Regions from separate parts of the Homo sapiens genome. Here region 2 is linked to region 1. The links are chromatin loops, found by intact Hi-C in ENCODE. Cell type or tissue: Calu3. All regions are shown on one strand. Each heading gives the region's core, and the rest is flanking DNA. Links, peaks and the distances in the headings are about the cores only.

Region 1 (10,353 bases), core at 706-8,705:
CCAAGGAAAAGCCATATGCGGACTTAGTGAGAAGGTGGCTGTCTACAAGCCCGGAAGAGAGCCCTTACCAGAAACTGAATCAGCCAGAACATTGATCTCAGACTTCTAGCCTCTAACCTGTAAGAAACTAAATTTCGGTTGTTTAAGCCACCCAGTCTATGGTATTTTGTTATGGTAGCCCAAACAGACTTATACAAATGGATGGGGACCAAGGGGTACCTGGGTAACATGAAAATGGACCAGGAGGCTGGGCATGGTGGCTCATGCCTGTAATCCCAGAACTTTGGGAGGCCGAGGCAGGCAGATCTCTTGAGGTCAGGAGTTCAAGACCAGCATGGCCAACATGGTAAAACCCCATCTCTAGTAAAAACACAAAAATTAGCTGGGTGTGGTGGTGTGAGTCTGTAGTCCCAGCTACTTAGGAGGCTAAGCCAGGGAATCGCTTGAACCCAGGAGGTCAATGTTGCAGTGAGCTGAGATAGCACCACTGTACTCCAGCCTGGGCGATAGAGCACGAGATTCTGTCTCAAAAACAAAAAAAACAAAAAGGAAAATGGACCAGGAATTTATTCAGAGGTCTCCTGGTTCAGGTAACTGTATGGCTAGTGAAGTTGCTCACTGGCAGTGGGGGTGGGTGAATGGGTGAAGGCAGAGTTTGTGGTGTTGGGGGACATTTGCATAGACATGTCCAGACAGAATTTGGATCTTCAGACCCAGAACTCAGAGTTGAGGTCTGGATTGGAGCAGGTTTGAGAATATTAGAGTGTAGGCGGACTCTTGGGAGTGACTACATTTTGTCAGATCACTTATTCTTTCTTTCTTCTTCAATTGGTCCATTCTAATTCTAATTTCTTGTTATATAAGATAGCTTTTGTCTTTTATATTTTTGTAAAAATCAGATACTCTCCTTTGCTTTAAAAAAGTACAATTGTGCACAACTTTCCCCCAATTTTTAGAAGACTTTGCTTTCCCCTACTTGCAGAGAACAAGTCTTGTTTAGGAGCATAACTGATGTGGTTAGAATCTACTTGTGCAGTCAGAATTGCACAGTTTTTTGAGGCTCATTTTGTCTTTAATATTTGTGATGTCAGTTCTCTTGTCATTCTTACCAATTTCAGAAGAACATATCTCCCTTCACTTCAGCTTGTTGGATAATTTATAATTCAAAATTTACACTAGGAAATGCTTATGTCTTTCCCACAGAGTTGAATTTGAAAGGCACAGTGTGTTTTCTTTAGTTCTAGGCTGAGCTGTTTTTTCATTTCTGGAAACTTTTCTTATATTATTTCTTTCCTGATGTCTCCTTTATGTGTTCCTCATCCATTCGTCTCTCTCTTCTAGGCCTACTTTAGGGCTGTGATACCATTTTCCATTTTCCAAATCAGTTATTTTCTCCTCTGTTTTCTTTGTCTACATTTTAGGTTTCATGTCTTACCTTATCCTCAACATCACTAATTTCTTTGTTGTATTTGTTTCTGTTAATGCCAATTACTACTTCCAGGTGTTTTCTAATTCTTTTATAATTTTCACCGTGGAATTACAGCTATTATTTTTTCTGATCTGTTTCTGTCAGTATTTTGTTGTTGTTGTCATTTATTTCTTTCAAAGTAGTTATTATCCAGTTCCTCTTATTTGTTCCTTCAGATTCCATCATTTAAAAAACAAATTAATTGACATTTATTAGGCGCCTACTGCATGCAGACACTGCTGCTCATCATTTAGCACTTGTAGCTGTCTGCTTTCCTTCTAAGTTTAGTGCAGCAGGATTCAGAATTCTTCAGTCACAGCTGCTTTGGGCAGGTTCTGATTATTTATCATTTATTTTCTCTTGTTCCCCAAAAGATTTAAGATAACTTAAACTGTATCCTATGTACAATATGAGACTTTTTTTGCTTGTTTGTTTAAATAGGGAATTAGAGCTAAGGGAAAATAGAAAAAACAAGAGGCCATCAGGCAGAGCTGGAGATACAGAGACAGTGAGTGAGGTGAAATCTCATTCCAATGGTGGCCTCAGGTGGGCACAGAGATGTGTTTTATGACTGAGGCTTGTCCTATTGATTTTTGTTGGTGGTGTTGAATGACCCTTTGTTTTAAATTGTTGCTTGAATGGCTGCAGTGCAGAAGAGGCCCCTGTGGCATCACTCCCTTGGCTAGCCCCCCTGGGTGGGAAATGCTTACATATATATATATCTTTCCTAAGGGGGCTGGAATTGGAAAAAAAAAAAAAAGAGGCAGGATTATAGGTGATAGTGTGGACTGGGGGCACATAAACAGTGTAACAGTGACCCCCAGCCTCATGGCTCACCTTCCAAAAGTCAGTATTGATTGAGCAACTAATTAGCTGTGTATTTCCTGTGCTCAGAATCAGAGATTTTCCCTTTGTTGGGTGGCAACTGTAATCTGGTCGAGAGGAAGGCTTTTCAGGGGCTCTCTGTTCCCACAGAACTCCAGAGTGGCCTCATTTCACACTTCTTGGGAACTAGTTTTTCGAGTGACAGATTGATTGGTGTATGGGTGGTTACCAAAAAAGATTCTATTTTATTAGCTGTTTGTCTTGCAGAGTGAAATAGTTTTTTTAAACTTTATCAAAACGTCATCATCTCCAGGGTTTAAAGCGTGCCCTCTGGCTTTGAGGGAAGATCTCAGTCCCATAGCCGTCATGTCCCAGTTCACCTCAAGCCATTGAGCAATGAGCCTGAGACGGGGCAGGTGAGCTCAGGCCTGTGGCCGCCCTAGCCTGGGCCCACTTAAGGGGTGACCCTGAGTGGCAGCTAGCTGAGCACCAAGGTGACAGACAGCTCTAAATTTCATCCCGGTGCCTAAACTGTCTTAAAAAAATACATCAAGGGAAAAGTAAAATCTAGACATTCCTATACATGAGAGACTATGTGTATAGGTAATGTTGCTTTTCTGTTTGAGAAGGAAATAGAAAACATTTCACTTACTCTTTTTTTTAAATTAAAAATGAGGAATATATCAAACAATAAAAAAGATCTTGGTTTCCTATTGTGGCAGTTAAAGAAGAGAGAAAAACAGACTGAAAGTTGTTGAGGGAAGGCAGGGAGCAGAGTCCTGTCCCAGGGGTGCCTCAACTCAGTGTGCCTGGCCTGGGCGGCCCAGCCCTGCCCTTCCAGCCTCAGCGGGTGTAGCCCCTAGTTGTCTACTCTGTCCTTGGCCCCTCCCTTAGCCCCAAGTGTCCTGTCCAGAGTCAAGGCCAATTACTCCTAGTTCTTGAGTCCATTTCTAGTCCCTACTCCCAACCCCTCCGTGGCTGTCACCGCCACCAGGGCCTCCTCCTGTCTTGCCTGCTTTGAGCCCCTTCCCTCCTAATTGGGCTGAAGCCTGTGATCCCCACCAGCAGCAGCTCTGAGCTCATTCTGCCCTTGTCCAGCATCTCCAGATCTCCCTCTACCCCCAGGATCGATCCTTCTACCTGGCCTGGCTTGAGGACCCCAGTGACCAGGCCCTGCCCTCCTCAGTCTCGTTTCTGCCCCTCTTTCTCCCACTGATTTGATGTGATGGCCCCGACCTCTAGCTTTCACTGTTCCTGGGACATACCATGCTCTTTCACGCCTCCATGCCTTTGCACATGCTGTACCCTGTGTCTGGAACACCCTGGTGGTCCACCTGACACCCCTCCTCCAAGGCTCAGCTCTAAAGCTTCCAACCCCCTCCCCTCAGTCTCACACCCTGGGGCTTTGTACTGGCAGCGTAGAGCCCCCTGAGCTCCAAGCACAGGGCCCAGTCCCTGACAGGCATTCCAGGAACCTCGGTGGAATCAATAAAGTGATTTCTAGCCAGGCGGGCATGTCCATCACCAGAAGGTTCGATTCCCTTTGTACACACCAGGGGGCACAGCAGGAGCTGTGAGAAACTGCTCCCAATTGTTTGAATTATTGCCTCAATGAGGCTACTTTGTGGTAAAACAAAAGAAAACAAAACGAAAATGCAAGATGGAGACTTGAAATTTAAAAGCTGTGTGAACTCACGTGTGTGTTGTGAGTGCCTATAGCTTACTGGAATCATCATCTTCATCAACATGATTATATAAAAAATGTTTTGGGGTACCCACTGTGTGCCAGGCACTGTGTTCAGAGCATTCCCTGCACAACGTCTTGTTTCATCCCCTAAGCAGCCTGGGGAGGGTAGGTATTATTGATCCCGTACTCAGAGATGAAAACTGAGGCTTGGAGGGGCATAAGTGACTTGCTCAGTCACACAGCAGAGGGTGGCACAGATTCTGTGAGCAAGACTTATCTGCAGCCCCATCCTGGTTAGCATTTTGACCGATGGGGCTCTCTAATACACAGGAGGCACCCATAGGTAAGGGAGGAACACCCCAGGGGTTGGGAAGTCTTGCTAGCCACCACCCTTCCCTCTTACCTGCCTCCTCCTCTGTCCCAGAGGGATTCAAGGTGGATGCTGCCATGATTTGTTCTTAACACTGGAGTGTGAATTCATCCATCAACTGTTGTCCTGGATATCTGAATGGTCAGAGAGCTGGTGGGGATTGGGAGGTATAAACCCAGCAGGAACCAGGTAGAGTTCTGCTGTGGGGCTGAGGGATGATGGGGAACACCCCGGTCAAGCCCATTGTCTCTCCCTGGTGTCCTTCAGCCTTGCGCCCTCCATTTGTTCTCCATACAGAAGCCAGAGTGATCTTTCTAGGTACACACCTGGGTACCCTCCCCGCTGAGAACTCTTTCATGGCCCCCAGGATAAAATCCATGCCCCACATCTGCCTCCTCTCCTGTCGCACTTCTTGCCAATCCTGTCCTTAGAGCTCTCCTCTTTCCTTCTTGGTCCCGTTCTCTCTCCGGGAGGGCCTTTCCCTAGCCTGGAATTCCACGCCTTGCTTGGTCAGCTCCTCCTCATCTTCTGGCCTTTTGCGGGGGCGGGGGGTGGTCTCTTCAGGAAGCCTTCCCCCCTCCCCTGGTGGCAGTGCTTCGTCTTAGGGCCTCCTACAGTGAGCCTCTATTGCTCCTGGCACCACCCCAGAGGTGGCCTCTAGAGGGTCTGGGACCTGGGTCACATGTCAAACAGTCTTGGCCACCTGCAGACAGGCAAGGCCAGGGGATGACAACCACAGGGAGGAATATGCCCCAAAGGCAGCCTTCCAGAGGGAGATGCAGAATCTGGTTCTGGGATGTTGGGGCTTCGTCAGGGAGGGAGGGAGGGAGGGAGTCCAAGAGGTGGGTGGGCGTCTGGAATGTGCTAGGGCTGTGGCCACCTGGGCCCCTGCTGGAGCTGCAGCTGTGGATGTTCTCAGGGAGAACAGGCAGAGGGAAAAAGGGGGTCAAGGACAGAAGCTTGGGGCTTATCCCATTTTTGGCTTGGTGAGGAAAGAAGAGCCAAAAAGAGCACTTGGGAAGGGAGGAAGTTCACAGAAAAGGTGCTTGAAATATAGCGCTGTTTTTATGTAGTTCTCAAATAACCTTACTTTTTCCTTTTTCACTTAGAATAGCTGGAAAAGGAGGGCCCTACGTGGCAGTCCCCGGGATGAGAAAACCATGTGTCAGAAAGCTGGTGCCGAATCCCTCACACTATTTTTACCTTCCTGACACTACCTCTTTGAGCCCCGAGGAGGATCCTGGCCTGAGGTGGCCGAGCTGGAGTCTTCCAGGCTGATGTGGCCAACCTTCACCTTGTTCTCCAGAAACCACCAAAAAGCTGGCGATTCACTTTTCTTGACCAGAAATAAATGCATCAGACAAGTGTTCTCAAGTAATCTTGAGGGATGTGAACACAAAATTATCCCATAAATTGCTTTTGTTTCCTTTCCTCAGTTCAAAGTTGGTTTTTGGTTTGCATTAGTTACATTAAAATTGGACAGTAATTCATGCTCTTAAAATAGAATCTCCATGTTCCCAAGTTTAGAAAGAAAAGCCACCTAGGAATGAGAAAAACGTGGACCTATGTGAAATGCCATTCCATTAGCCACAGAATCTTTTGTGGGCCTTGGTGGGAGCACCCATCAGGCGGGATCTGTGGCAGAGCACACCGAAGTGGAGTGTGTCTGTGGTCACTTTTCATTCTGTTCCCCGCTCCAGGTCAAGGAAGCCTTTGACATCGTGGCCAGGAGCTCTGGGGACTCACTAACCTTTAATTACGTTTCTTATTTAAAATAGTGATAAACAGTCCCTCTGTTGATTCAAACATTTAAAAACACTGAGCCTGTAGTTGTTGGCTCTGAACAAAGAGAGCAAATCCTCCCGGCCTCCTCAGGCCCGCCCAGCCTCTGCCTACACCTCTGGGTTCTCAGACTCTCATTCAAATGCTGAAGCCAGAAAATGTCCCTGTGGGTGGGCTTGGGGGGAGGTCACTTCAGGATTCAAAATCAGGACTGGCTAGGCTGTGCAGTGAGGTCCCATTTTCCCCACATGGGGACTTCTGGCTTCTCCTATTACCTGGCTCCTGCTCTGGGTTCAAGGTGAAGGTCAGGAGGTGAGAAGGAGGAGCCACCTTCTTACCCCCACTGCCCCATGGTCTGGTGCCCCATAGCATGTCCACTCACCACTGTGCTTCGTTTATGAATGTCAGCCCCTGGTCCCACAGGCCTTGGATGTAAAGAGAACAACTCTGCTGTCCCCACGCCCCCAGTACATCTGCTGCCTGGAATGGAGGGAAGTAGGGACCCCTTCTAGGCCTGTGGGGTCCCCTTCAAGAGCCAAGTGCCATCCATCCCATCTTGTGGACACCCACAAAGAAGGAGCCTTGAGGCCCAGGCTCCCTAGAGGCAGCTGATGCAATGTAGGGGCAAGTGGGTGGGGAGGAAGGAAGAATGATGGTCAGACCCCCCACTGGCCATTCTTCCTGGATGACTTGGAACCCAATCAGCTGCTGCTCGCCTGGACTGCCAGGTTGCCTCGTCCTCATCATTTGGAAGACTGCAGCAGTGGCCAGGTATGGACTTTGCTTCAGTAGTGATCATGTCCAGAGAGGAGCCCCTTGCTATAAACACAGTACATCAGTGACATCCACGATAAACCCAAAGCCCTGCCTTGTCTCAGGGCTAAGGCCAAGTTGGCCTGGGCCCAGCTTCTCTCCGTAGCCTCATGCCTCCCCAGGCACCAGTGTGGATGTCACCACACCTCTCCACTCTACTCCATAGCAGGGCAGCTACTATTGTAGTCACCATTTTACAGATGAGGAAACTGAGGCCCAGAGGGGTAAAGCATGCTACCAAGATCACAGTGGAGGAGCTGGGATTTGAACCCAGGTCTGTCTGACTCTAAAACCAGTGCTGTTCTCAATCCATCCTGCCACAGAGCCTCCTAGTCCCACTTCCTGCCTCTGCCAAGTGGCCTCTAGAAGGAACCACCCTCAAATACGTGTCGGGGGTGATGTGGTCCTGGGTAAGGGTTAAGGGCTTTGTGGAGGTGCTGGAAGCTGTGAGGTTTCTTGTTGAGTCCAGCCCAGCTCTGCCAGGGTGTCCCCCTGACCTTGCCAGCATGACCCATTTGGGCTGTAATTTTAAACGATAATTATGGATTAGCTTGGTGACCATCAGGCCCTTCTGCTATATCCCAGGAAATGGACCTAACCCTGTTACAGGGCAAATCAGATATAATCAGCTCCTAATTCAATATGGTTGTTCTAAGTCACATTTATCAAGGGACAGAAGCTGGCCCATGGGTTAGACTACAGTAGTGGTTGGATTAGATTCAGACAAGAATCCTCAACTTGCACTTTCTGACAGTTTTATAAAAATTAAGTGGAAGAGATGAACTTTTTTAGTACCATATGCTACAAGTACACACACTTGTATGTCCCACACACAGATGGGGGCATGTTTCAGACTGGCCATGTGTCCCTGCAGCCTTGATCTGCCATGGTTGTGCCTCTCCAGCCCCGACAAAGGTGCCTAGACACCTGGAACACTGCTCTGTTCAAAACCAAACCTGAGCAATCACCCAGTGGGCAGGGCCAGTCATACCAGCCCCTTCTGTGGCTGACGACTGTAACTGGGTTCAGGTACATGGCAACTTCTGGCCAGCTCTGAGTGAGAGAGGATTTCTCTTCTAAGTGGTGGTTTGTGGGATCACAGAGGCCAAACAATAATCAGATTATTGGATGCTTGTGATTGGATCTGCTAGTTTTGCACTGGATTGAACTTTTTTCTCCTGACCCCCACCCCTCACCTTCAGAGCACTGCCAGTGCCACCCTCTGTGAGGTGCTGGCCTCAGAGCTCAGATAGTGAAACAGAAGTACAGAGTCTTGAATGAACCACCCAGGCCAGCATCCGTGAGTGTCAGAACTGGGACTTGAGCTCCGATTTGTCATGCTCCAAAGTCTGGGCACTTTCCACAGCATCCCTGCGTCTCACCCCTTTTCTGCCCCAGTCCACCTGAGGGAAACACAGTGGCTGAGGGGAGGGGCATGCCATATCCTGTTGCAGGGAGCACTTCAACATGTAGCTGACGCATTTGGACTTGATGTCACTGGCACTGGAGGTTTTCTGAGCCAATTTTTTAGGTTTTTGCCACCCAGCTCAGTGGTGATGCCCAGTAGGGAGTAGAAAATGCAAGACTTGAGTTTGGGCGGTTGGGGTTGGAAGTGGAATTGGGGGTGATAGGGGTATAGGAGGCAGCAGGGGCTGGGGCGTAAGTGGGATGTTACAGGGGGTGAGTTTGAAGACAGGGCCCTGTCTTTGGAGCATGCTTTAGAGTCAGGGTGGAGGTGGGACAGGGCATGTCCAAGAATCTCCCTGAATCCTGGCCTTGCCTAAAAGGTAATTATCTGAGATCCCCACACCAATAGCCTGGTTCCAGGAACTTCAATCTTCTTATTGCAAGGGGAAGTTTCAGGGCACTGTGCTGGCCAGAACAGGAGAATTTCATAGGTACAAGGCAGGCTGTCATACCAGGTTTTCTGGAAGCCTTCTTAAAGCACCTAGGACCATATAAATGCCTTCGTCGCAGATCTTTAGAATCCCAGCAAGGCAAACATGCCAAATGGCTAAGAGGACAGCAGCTTCCAGTTTATCCTCACTTGTCATGGCTTTATGTTCAGCTCTCCTTCCCGACTGCCAGCCCAGATGACCAACAGCGACCCCAGGCCCACACCAGACAATTCTCTGAAAACTCACAGAGGCGGTAGCCACAAAGAGGCAACAAGGTTCTACGGAATCCTACCCAGGCTTCCTTAGCAGGACCTCCCTGCAAGCTCCGACTCTCCTTCACCCACGCCACGGCTGGCTAGTGACCTTCCTCTGAGTCACATCTCTCTCCCTTTTAGACTGTCATTTCCCTGGCTCTTCCTACAATTAATAAGGTCTAATTCTTAGAATAAATTTCTGATTCCATTATACTTGTAGTATTCTGCCTCCCTGATTGAACCCTGAGTGATACAGCACCTCACCTCTGCAGGCCTCCATTTCTCTCCTCTATAAAATGGGGAAGGTATGTGACATACTGCCCTAGGAAGGGGGCTGCATCTGGGTGCTGAGGGCCAGGAGGCAGGGATTGATTCTGTGTGCATATTTGTCATAATCTGAGGACAAGCAATAAGCCAGAGTCATGACTCAACTCAGTGTGGCTTTTCATCTTGCACAAGCTGTAGGAGTCCCACAGAGCAGGGCCCACATGAGGTCAGTGGGTACATTTATGCTGGTGGTGGAAGGCGTGGTGACTCCTTCCAGTGGTCTGTTTGGTAGTGATTTGTTATATAGCATGGTAGGCGCTGTGCCTGAATGTTCAAGTTTATCCTCATTTGTCATGGCTTTATGTTCAGCACTCCTTCCTGACTGCCAGCCCCGATGACCAACAGCGACCCCAGGCCCACACCAGACAATTCTCTGGAAACTCAGAGAGGCGGTAGCCACAAAGAGGCAACAAGGTTCTACGGAATCAAGGTTCTACAGAATCAAGGTTCAAGGTGACGGCAGGTCAGTGCCTTTCCTGATTGGATGCTGGAATGCATTCAATAGTTAGGAATTCTTAGGAATGCAACCTCCAACTGGAATGTCACTTCCCTGGAAAACCAGTGTATGCTGAATTAGGAGACTTCCAGGAAGACGCTGAGAAGGGCTTGTTGGGCCTGAGATGTGCCTGCTGACTTGCTGGAGGGGAAGCTTCGCTTCTATAATGATGATGAGCTAGTCTTGTATGGAGAGTGGATTTGTACACTGTGTCAGGGTGCAGCACAGAGTGTCATGCTCCCTCTGGCCCCAGGGCCTTTGTTCCTACAGTAACGCTCTGATTTTAGATGTGATGTGGCTCCCTCCTTCACTTTGTTCAGGTCCCTGTTTCAAATATCACCCCCTTGGGATAGCTTTCCCTGACCATCCCGTACAAATAATGCCTCCTGTCACCCTCTATTCCCTTCCCTGCTTCATTTTTCTTTCCAAAACA
Region 2 (10,353 bases), core at 1,592-9,591, 120 kb after region 1:
GATGTGAAACCAGAACCACCCACAGCCAAGTTTACAAAGGGAATGGTGTCCCTGCAGAGACCCAGAGGAATCTCTGGGAGGGAGCCAGAAGTAAGAGCCTTGCCAGGCCTCCTGGGAACTGTCTGGTTGCAGGTAGCACCCCCCTGGCACCGGGCCTGGAAGTGCTCACCTGTCTCCTGGCCCTGGGTACCCTCTTCCCTGCAGACAGATTCTTGGTTCTTGCTCCTTGCAAAACTCGAGCTCACTCAAACAAGGCTCTGGGTTTATCAGTTCTGGTCATGACACTTGACCCAGTGTTCGAGGGGGTCTTCAAGAGACAGAGTAGCTGGGTGTGGTGTATGCCTGTAGTCTCAGCTAACCTAGGAGGCCAAAGCAGGAGAATAACTTGAGCCCGAGAGTTCAAGGCCAGCCTGGGCAACATAGTGAGAAATCTTCTCAGAAAGAGAGAGTGAAGGCCGGGTGTGGTGGCACACACACACACCTGTAATCCCAGCACTTTGGGAGACCAAGGTGAGTAGATCACCTGAGGTCGGGAGTTTGAGACCAGCCTGGCCAACATGGCGAAACCCTGTCTCTACTAAAAGTACAAAGATTAGCCTGGCATAGTGGCGTGTGACTATACTCCCAGCTACTCAGGAGGCTGAGGCAGGAAAATCGCTTGAATCCGGGATGCGGAAGTTGCAGTGAGGTGAGATCGCGCCACTGCAACTTCAGCCTCTGGGTAACAGAGCGAGACCCCCCTCAAAAAAACAAAACAAAACAAACAAACAACAACAAAAACAAAAAAAACAAAAAACAAAAAACCACACACACACACACACACACAGAGAAAGACAGAGAGCCTCATGCACCCTTGTGGAAGTCCCGGTTGCCACGGTGCCACTGTCCTAGAGGCATCTATCAAAAGGCCCCACCCAGAACCTCCTCAGAGGGCATCTAAGCAACTGCCTATAATTAAGAATAGAGGTGTGACTGAGATCTGAGGGAGGGCTGCTGTCTTAGTCTGTTTTGGTTGCTATAACAAAATAACCACAAACTGGGCAGCTTATATGCAACAAAAATTGACTTCTCACAGTTCTGGAGGCTGGGAAGTCCACAATCATGGTATCAGCAGAGTCGGCGTCTAGTGAGGGTCTGCTTTCCAGTTCACAGATGGCGCCTTCTCCTTGTGTCCTCATGTGGTGGAAGGGGTGAGCTAGCTCTCTGGAACCTGTTTTATAAGGGCGCTAATCCCCAGCATGAGCACGCTCCAACCCTATGACCTAATTACCTCCCGAAGACTCCCACCTCCTAATACAATCACATTGGTGAATTGTGGAGGGACATAAACGTTCAGCCCATGGCAGCTGCTGACACCCGCTCCTAAAGCCCCTTGACACCACCTGTTGGCACCACCACTGCCTACATCCCCAAATGCCAGGCCTGACTTTTCCAATCAACCTTGGCTCTTGTCCCTTACTCCTTGGACCCCTTTCTTAATTTCTGGTCCTGAGACATAGAACACAAAGAACAAGAGCTCTTCTCTCTCAGGGTTGTTGTGAAAATTAAACGAAATAAGAGTTTAAGAGCATAAACTGGGAAATAATAAAGATAATAGATTGTTTGACCTAGATGCAATTGTAGATCATAGAAAATATCGATGAATGTAGACCGGAGATAGGATCTTGTTCTAGAAAGATGCATACGTTTTGAATTGACACAAGAATAAAGTACATTTTAGGCCAGGCAAAGTGGCTCACACCTGTAATCCCTACGCTTTGAGAGGCAGAGGTGAGAGGATCACATGAGACCAGTTGTTCAAGACCAGCCTGGGCAACACAGTGAGATCCCATCTCTACAAAAAACCTTTTAAAAAATTAGCCAGGTGTGGTGTTGCACACTCATAGTCCCATCTACTCAAGAGGCCAAGGCAGGAGGATCATTTGAGCCCAGGAGTTTGTGGCTACAGTGAGCTATGATTGCACCACTGCACTCCAGCCTGGGTGACACAGGGACACCCCTATCTCTTAAAAAAAAGAAAGAAAGAAAACGAATTAGCTGGGCATAGTGGCACCCGCCTGTAGTCCCAGCTTCTCAGGAGGCTGAGGTGGGAAGATCTCTTGAGCCTAGGAGGTTGAGGTTGCAGTGAGCTGTGATTGTGCCACTTCACTCAGCCTGGGCAACAGAGTGAGGCCCTGTCTCAAAAAATAAATTAATTAAATAAAGCACATTTATTTAAAGAAAGAAATTAAATGACATATAAATAATATATGTATAGTCCTACAAACGTGACTCATAAAATATAACTATAAAACAATTTCTATTTGTCTCCCTTTGTCCTTTACACTGACCCTATGGAGTTTCTTTTCCCTTTGTCCCTCATTGAAATTTAGGCTAAGTCCCCTGACAACCCCTTCTTTGCCCCTTGGCCCAGGAGTAACCTTCAGTTTCTTTCTGCCAATGTCTTTTTGTTCTTCCCAGGAGGCTTTTTTTTTTTTTTTTTGAGACAGAGTCTTGCTCTGTTGCCCAGGCTGGAGTGTAGTGGCGCGATCTTGGCTCACTGCAGCCTCTGCCTCTGGGTTCAAGCAATTCTCCTGCCTCGGCCTCCTAGGTAGCTGGGGTTACAGGCGCCGGCCACAATGCCTGGCTAATTTTTGTATTTTTAGTAGAGATGGGGTTTCACCATGTTGGCCAGGCTGGTCTCGAACACCTGACCTCATGTGATCTGCCTGCCTCAGCCTCCCAAAGTGCTGGGATTACAGGCGTGAGCCACGGCGCCCAGCAAAATGTGCCTTTCTGATCTCCACCAACTACCTCCAGGGAGAATAATGTTCCCCTGGTTACATTGTGAGAATGGGTAGGCCAGAGAGGAGAAGGGTACCCCAGCCAGCTCTGGGAATGTGGTGGGTCTGGCAGTGTCCCAAGCAGGCACTGAACAATTCCCACATTGGCTACTCTGCTAGATATTTTGTCCCTTTAAGGATTTACTCATTGATCCCACTGAGAGAAGAATTATGAGGCCACTTGCTCAGTGTGACCAAAGGGGCCACAGAAGTGCCAGGTCAGGAGGCGGAATGAAAACCATACCCCAGAAAACAGAAGAGGAGGAGGCTGGGGAGGAAGGCGGTGGGTGGGTTGGGGGCAGGGAGGACCCTGAAGTCAGTTGCCTTGGGGAGAAACCCAGGGTCTGAAGGTAACCCAGACACTCTGTCCCCAGGGGGAGGGGTCTGGATCCCATTCTCCGAGTGGCCTGGGAGGAGACAGACGGTCTGGGAAGGCGAGGCAGTGCCCTAAGAACAGCCACACCAGCAAGCTTATCTCAGATGATTAAATGGCAGCAGATAAATTTAACTAAACGTGAGTAATGGGGACACAAAGGGGAAGTGAAGAGAAATAGAATATTTTAGCAACATAAGGAAATGAGAAGAAAATGACTTTGCAATGAAATGTCAAACTTCTGTGCCTGGAGGAGATGTAATCTGGTCATTGCAGGCCCAGGAGAGCGGGGGAGTCTGTAGTTATTTCAAGCAAATTTTAATTCACTTTAATTTAATAACATATGACCAAATACCTTTGAGAGAGTGGCAGGGGACAGAACTGGAAATCAGAGAGTGCCAGCCCTGTGAACTGAGGTGTTTCTTATTTGTTTTTTGCAAGAAGCTGTACTTATATTAATTCATTCATTAACCCATTCATTCAGGGCATGAATATTAAAGGCTGAGGATTAATAAAATATACAACTCAGCTTCCCCCCGGCTCACAGGAAATCCTGGCCAGCTAGGAAGACCGACAGATGAACAGAAAGTTGCAATGTAGGGGCCAGGTGCGGTGTCTTATATCTGTAATCCCAACACTTTGGGAGGCCAGTGTGACAGGATGACATGAGGCCAGTTAAAGACCAGCCTGGGCAACAAGCAAGATCCCATCTCTATAAAAAATACAAAAATTAACCGGGCATAGTGGGACACGCCTGTTGTCCTAGCTACGTGGGAGGCTGAGGCAGGAGGATTGGTTGAGCCCAGGAATTCAAGGCTGCAGTGAGTTATGATTTCACCACTGCACCACAGCCTGAGTGACAGAGTGAGGCCCTGTCTCAAAAAAAAAAAAAAAAAAGTTGCAATGTAGGGCCACATCCTGGGCCTAATACCTGGTGTTCAGTAGAAGTTTGTGGAATAAATACAGGATTGAAAGGGTGGTTTTGGGAAGGTGCCAGAAAGAGTGAACATCTAGCTGGGTCTTTTTCTTTTTGAGACGGAGCCTCGCTGTGTCGCCCAGGCTGGAGTGCTATGGCGCAATCTTGCTCACTGCAACCTTGGCTCCTGGGTTCAAGCAATTCTCCTGCCTCTGCCTCCCGAGTAGCTGGGATTATGAGCACCCGCCACCACACCTGGCTAATTTTTGTATTTTTGGTAGAGACGGGGTTTCACCATGTTGGCCAGGTTGGTCTCAAACTCCTGACCTCAAGTGATCCACCCGCCTCAGCCTCCCAAAGTGCTGGGATTACAGGCATAAGCCACTGTGCTCAGCCTTCTAGCTGGGTCTTGAAGGATGAATAAACTCACCAGGAAGGCAAGCAAGTCCAGGGCACATCCAGGGACTGCCTGTGACGAGGAGAAAAGGATCACGTGTAACAAGGAGATGCTGGTTACATTTGCTGGGCTGGGGAAGGTTGCCCAGGGAATGGGGACAGGGTGAGAAGAGGAAAAGGGCAAGGAGGGGCCCTGATGAGGAGTGACACTCAGGAAGGTAGACTCTGAAGAGAAGTCCTCCCCCACCCCTCAAGCCATCACTGAGATCTCTACCCCAGGCCAGCGCCTACTCATCCTTCAAGGCTCAAGCATCACTTCCTCCAGGAAGCCTTTCTGCCCAGCTCAGGCTGTGGTCCTCCCCCTTCCATGTGGTGCTCCCAGCACACTGCGCCACCAACCTTGTGACTGCCCACCTCCAGTCCTGTATTGGGTTGGCTTGTCTGTATGCTTGCCTGTCTCCCAACAGAGGCTGTATGCCCAGTTCTGGTGATGCTGCCCCACCCCATGCACTAGTGGCTCCCTGGATTCCGGCCGGGCTGTGCTGCCTATGGGATTCCATCACACAGATGCACGAGGCCTGTAAGGAAAAGTGGATCCCAAAGCCAGAGTCTGAGTCAAGGGTTGCTGGGGGTGGGGTGTGGACAGGGGGTTGGCCGAGGGAAGGGTATTTTACTCCACATCACATAAGATTTTTACACTCATTGCCAGGCACAGTGGCTCACGCCTGTAATCCCAGCACTTTGGGAGGCCGAGGCAGGTGGATCACTTGAGGTCAGGAGTTCAAGATCAGCCTGGCCAATATGGTGAAACTCCAGCTCTACTAAAAATACAAAAATTAGCCAGGCCTGGTGGTGCACCCCTGTAGCCCAGCTACTCTGGAGGCTGAGGCAGGAGAATCACTTGAACCCGGGAGGCGGAAGTTGCAGTGAGCCAAGATAGTGCCACTGCACTCCAGCCTGGGCGACAGAGCGAGACTCTGTCTCAGAAAAAAATAATAATAAATTGCACTCTCTCTTCTTTGTTTTTTTTTGTTTTGAGACAGAGTCTTTCTGTCGCCCAGGTTGGAGTGCAGTGGCATGATCTCGGCTCACTGCAGCCTCCGCCTCCCAGGTTCAAGCGATTCTCCTGCCTCAGCCTTCCAAGTAACTGGTATTACAGCGCCCACCACTACGCCTGGCTAATTTTTGCATTTTTAGTAGAGACGGGGTTTCATCATGTTGGCCAGGCTGGATAATCCACCCACCTCAGCCTCCCAAATAACTGGTATTACAGCGCCCACCACTACGCCCGGCTAATTTTTGTATTTTTAGTAGAGACGGGGTTTCACCATGGTGGCCAGGCTGGATAATCCACCCACCTCGGCCTCCCAAAGTGCTGGGATTACAGGCGTGAGCCACCGCGCCCGGCCAGACTTTTACACTCTCGAGAGGGACTTTGGAAGTGCCGTGGGTGACAGCCCTTCTGAAGTCCCCAGGACCCTGGCTGGAAGGGATGGGTAATTAGAGCTGTTGTGCCTGGGTGACAAAGCCAGAGAAGCCTGGTCCCTGGAGGAGAAACCGAAATGTCTGGAGAGGTGGGGCGGGTGGCCAGGCTCAGGGTAGAGAGAAGCAATACAGAGGCCAGGTAAGAGAGCCGCCCCCTCTCTGGACAGGGCTGCAGGTGAAATACGCCGCCCGAGGTAAAGGAAAGAACTGCAGGTTCCATAAGTGTCCGCTAGGGGGCTACCGAGGATACACCAGCTGGGTCGCCTTGGTAACCGCGGAGCTGCGAATGTGTTGTCCCCACGCGGTGGCGGGGAGGTACCAAGATCGCCCCAGGCGCGGCGTATCAGACGCTGGGGTGGGGGCGGGGGTCTGTGGCCATCAGCCCCAGGCAGGCCGTGAGCCCAGGCCAAGGTCCAGGCAGAGATGAAGGACCCAGCTTACTTTCACCTTCGTGTTTTCTCACCTCTGCTCAGGTCACACCTTCACTGGTTGAACTGGACTTAGCAGTTGTGGTAGGAAAAATTAAAATGGTGTTTTGGATCAGCCAAAACAGCTCCTGCATTGTACAGATGAAATAGCAACCCAGAGAGGGAAAGTCACTTGGAGATCACACAACAGCAGACCTGGAAACAGAGCGAAGAGAAAGTGGAACAGAATGGAAGAAAGCAAAGCAAATGAGCAAAGCCCAGTCAAGCAATGTGTTCACTTTATTATCATCATCATCATTATTATTATTATTATTATTTTGAGACAGGGTCTCACTCTGTCGCCCAGGCTAGAGTGCTGTGGTGCAATCATAGCTCACTGCAGCCTCAAACCTCGAACTACTGGGCTCAAGCCGTCCTTTCACCTTAGCCTTCCTCCTGTAGCTGAGACCACAGGCTCATGCTACCATGCCCAGCTAATTTTTGTATTTTTTGTAGAGACAGGCTCTTGCTTTGTTGCCCAGGCTGGTCTCGAACTCCTGACTTCATGTGATCCTCCGGACTCAGCTTCCCAAAGTGCTGGGATTAAAGGTTCGAGCCACTTCACTCAGCATTCTATTTTTTAAATTACCACTTTTGAATTTAAATAGTTTTAAGCATAAGCTTTTACCTGGTGAATTTAAGAAGACATAATGCTACAATGTAACTTAAGAATCCCTCCAGCAGATGACAGGCATCTTTTCCTTCCTATACCACATTCTTCCTCCTCCAACTAGTGTCTTTCTCTGGGCTTTAGTTTCATCTATACAATGAAGGAGCTGTCTTAGCTCTTCTCAAAAACCATTACTCTTTATAATAAAGCAAAGCCTCTGTGGTCCTACACTTTGGGAGGCCGAGGCGGGTGGATCATGAGGTCAGGAGTTTGAGATCAGCCTGGCCAACATGGTGAAACCCCCATCTCTACTAAAAATACAAAAATTAGCTGGGCGTGGTGGTGGGCACCTGTAATCCCAGCTACTCGGGAGGCTGAGGCAGGAAAATCACTTGAAACCAGAAGGCAGAGGTTGCAGTGAGCCGAGATTGCGCCACTGCACTCCAACCTGGGTGAAAGAGTGAAACTTCATCTCAAAATAAATAAATAAATAAATAAATAAATAAATAAATAAAGCCTTTATGTCATAAGCTTAGCTCAGTTAACTCAGCACACAGTTCGTGGGCACATAAGTGGGTAAGTTCCTCTTACAGACAGAACCTGCTTGGCTGTCAAATATCTCTGTAACTGGGCCCCTGGCAGGCCCAGCCTCAGGACAATCTAGACCAGGTTCTTGGATCCATGTATCTGGTTGTAATGTTGGAGGACATCAGCCATGAACAAAAACTATCTCGGCTATAATATTTGCAAGTTAATTAATTTGCAAGTTTATTTAAAAATTCAGATACAAGGCCAAGTGCCATGGCTCATGCCTGTAATCCCAGCGCTTTGGGAGGCCAAGGTGGGTGGATCACTTGAGTTCAGGAGTTTGAGACCAACCTGGCCGACATGGTGAAACCCCACCTCTACTAAAAATACAAAAATTAGCCAGGTGTGGTGGTGGGCACCTGTAATGCCAGCTACTCGGGAGGCTGAGACAGAGGAATCAATTGAACCTGGGAGGCGGAGGTGGCAGTGAGCTCAGATTGCACCACTGCACTCCAGCCTGGCGACAGAGCAAGACTCCGTCTCAAATAAATAAATAAATTCAGATACAAACATAATTCAATAAATATAGCATGAGAACAATCTTGTTTAATTTTTTATTTTTTATTTTTTTTGGAGACAAGTTCTCACTCTGTGGCCCAGGCTGGAGTGCACTGGTGCGATCTCGGCTCACTGCAACCTCTGCCTCCCGGGTCCAAGTGATTCTTGTGCCTCAGCCTCCCAAGTAACTGGGACTACAGGTGCATACCACGAGGCCCGGTTAATTTTTGTAGTTTTAGTAGAGATAGGGTTTCGCCATGTTGGCCAGGCTGGTCTCAAACTCCTGGGCTCAAGCAATCTGCCCGCCTCAGCCTCCCAAAGTGCTGGGATTACAGGCATGAGCCACTGCACCTGGCCCAAATTTGTTTAATTTCTAGTCCCTCACTCTTTCTCTGCCCTCCTTCTCTATCCTGTCCTTGGCTCATTTTGTCCACTTTCTTTCTTTTTTTTTTTTTTAAGATGGAGTCTTGCTCTGTTGCCCAGGCCTGGAGTGCAGTGGCATGATTTCGAACAGCCACCGGGCCAGGCTATTTTTAAAATATTTTTAGTAGAGTTGGGGTTTTGCCATGTTGGCCAGGCTTGTCTCGAACTCCTGGCCTCAAGCGATCTGCCTGCCTCGGCTTCTCAAAGTGCTGGGATTACAGACAAGAGCCACCATGCCCGGCCTTGTCCACTTTTTTGTTTCTAAACACAGTCCTCTGCTTGGCTGCAAAAACCCTCAGATGCCATCTGTGTCTTGAATGGCTGCGTGGGATCAGTCCCCTCCCCACAACCAGCCACATCCCAGGGTCATTGAATATCCTCGTCTCGGGGGCACAGAGGTATCTGGGGAAAGCCTTGCCTGGGTGGACATTCATGACTTCAAGCCCATGAGGAAAGCCTGTGATAAAAGAGACCAGGTGAGGGCAAACATGGGATGCTAGGGTGGCCGGAGTTGGTTCCCGCTGGTGGGTTCGTGGTCTCGCTGACTTTAAGAATGGAGCCTCAGACCTTCGCAGTGAGTGTTACAGCTCTTAAAGATGGCATGGACTCAAAGAGTGAGCAGTAGCAAGGTTTATTGTTAAGAGCAAAATGACAAAGCTTCCATGGTGTTGAAGGGGACCACCGCTGCTGGCTGAAGGGGGTGGCCAGCTTTTATTCCCTTATTTGTCTTCTCCCATGTTCCGTTTTTGTCCTATCAGAGTGCCCTTTTCTCAATCCTCCCTGTGATTGGCTACTTTTAGGATCCTGCTGATTGGTGTGTTTTACAGAGCGCTGATTGGTGCATTTTACAATCCCCTTGCTAGCTACAGAGTGCTGATTGGTGCGTTTTACAATCCTCTTGTAAGACAGAAAAGTTCTCCAAGTCCCCACTCGACCCAGGAAGTCCAGCTGGCTTCACCTCTCGCTCGGGTACTCCTGGGGCCCATCCATCAATTGACGAAGGGACAAGTGACTGGCCTGAGCAGGGCCTCTCTGGGAAAGTCAGGTGGCTGAACTGGAGCCCAGTGTGAGGTCTCCTGACTGCTGACCCTTGTTACCCACAGGGACTACATTGCCTTGAGGTGACACCACTTGGCTCTGGCCTGAGTCACCGCAGTTGAGATGAATCAAGAGTGTGTGGAAGGTTGGGTGCAGTGGCTGATGCCTATAATCCCAGCACTTTGGGAGGCAGAGGCAGGAGGATCACTTGAGCCCAGGAGTTCAAGACCAGCCTGGGCAACATAACGAGACCCCATTTCGATATACATGAAAATATATAAAAAATAAAGGGTTTGTAGAGCCCTTCAGAATGACCCAGGGTGGCAGAACACCAGAGGAACTCAGACAGCTGGGGCTACTAGGTGCTCAGTGAACTTTTGTTGAACTGAAAGTCATTTTCTGGGGCTTATGGAGGTGTCAGTAACCTAAGATCAGACCTATCAGACGTCACCACAGGGTGTCTGTGACAAGGCGCCAGATGCTCACAGCTGTGTGGGTCTGGGGAACTGAGTGCCCGGTTTTTTTTTGTTATCTGCCCTCCCCAACATATATCTGAATAAGAAACTTTAATTAGACTGAACTAATGACAAACTGTGGTAAAGTTTTCCATACAATAGCATAGTCTTCAGCAATAAAAGGGAATCAATTATTAATATGCATGATGACTTGGATGGACTTCAAGGGTGTTATTCTGAGTAAAAAGTAAATACAATCTTAAATGCTCATATACTGCATGA

What was found. A loop is a pair of places that touch in the nucleus more often than their neighbours do. Peaks named below come from ENCODE experiments on the same cell type or tissue, not always from the same donor. Only the 100,000 strongest peaks of a DNase experiment are listed, where the experiment ranks them.
Region 2: it touches region 1 in a loop (6-fold over the local background); 45 of 110 quality-filtered maps call a loop at or near these places.

Annotation. Positions count from the first base shown.
Region 1 is chr16:68,392,878-68,403,230 of GRCh38, forward strand. All of the region lies in intron 1 of SMPD3 (sphingomyelin phosphodiesterase 3), which reads right to left. Among named protein-coding and RNA genes, the nearest start is that of SMPD3, 50 kb to the right of the region's middle. RefSeq lists enhancers at 4,933-5,433, 6,015-6,644, 6,645-7,272. In Calu3, for the core only: a CTCF peak has its summit at 3,870 (motif pointing right); a DNase peak (open chromatin) is centred at 3,834.
Region 2 is chr16:68,514,569-68,524,921 of GRCh38, forward strand. It overlaps LOC105371321 (a long non-coding RNA gene), which reads right to left and starts at 1,449. Exons shown (of 4, transcript XR_933693.3): 1 at 1,074-1,449; 2 at 170-359. RefSeq lists enhancers at 6,307-6,386, 6,407-6,456, 6,497-6,546. In Calu3, for the core only: CTCF peaks have their summits at 6,200 (motif pointing right) and 6,402; a DNase peak (open chromatin) is centred at 6,263.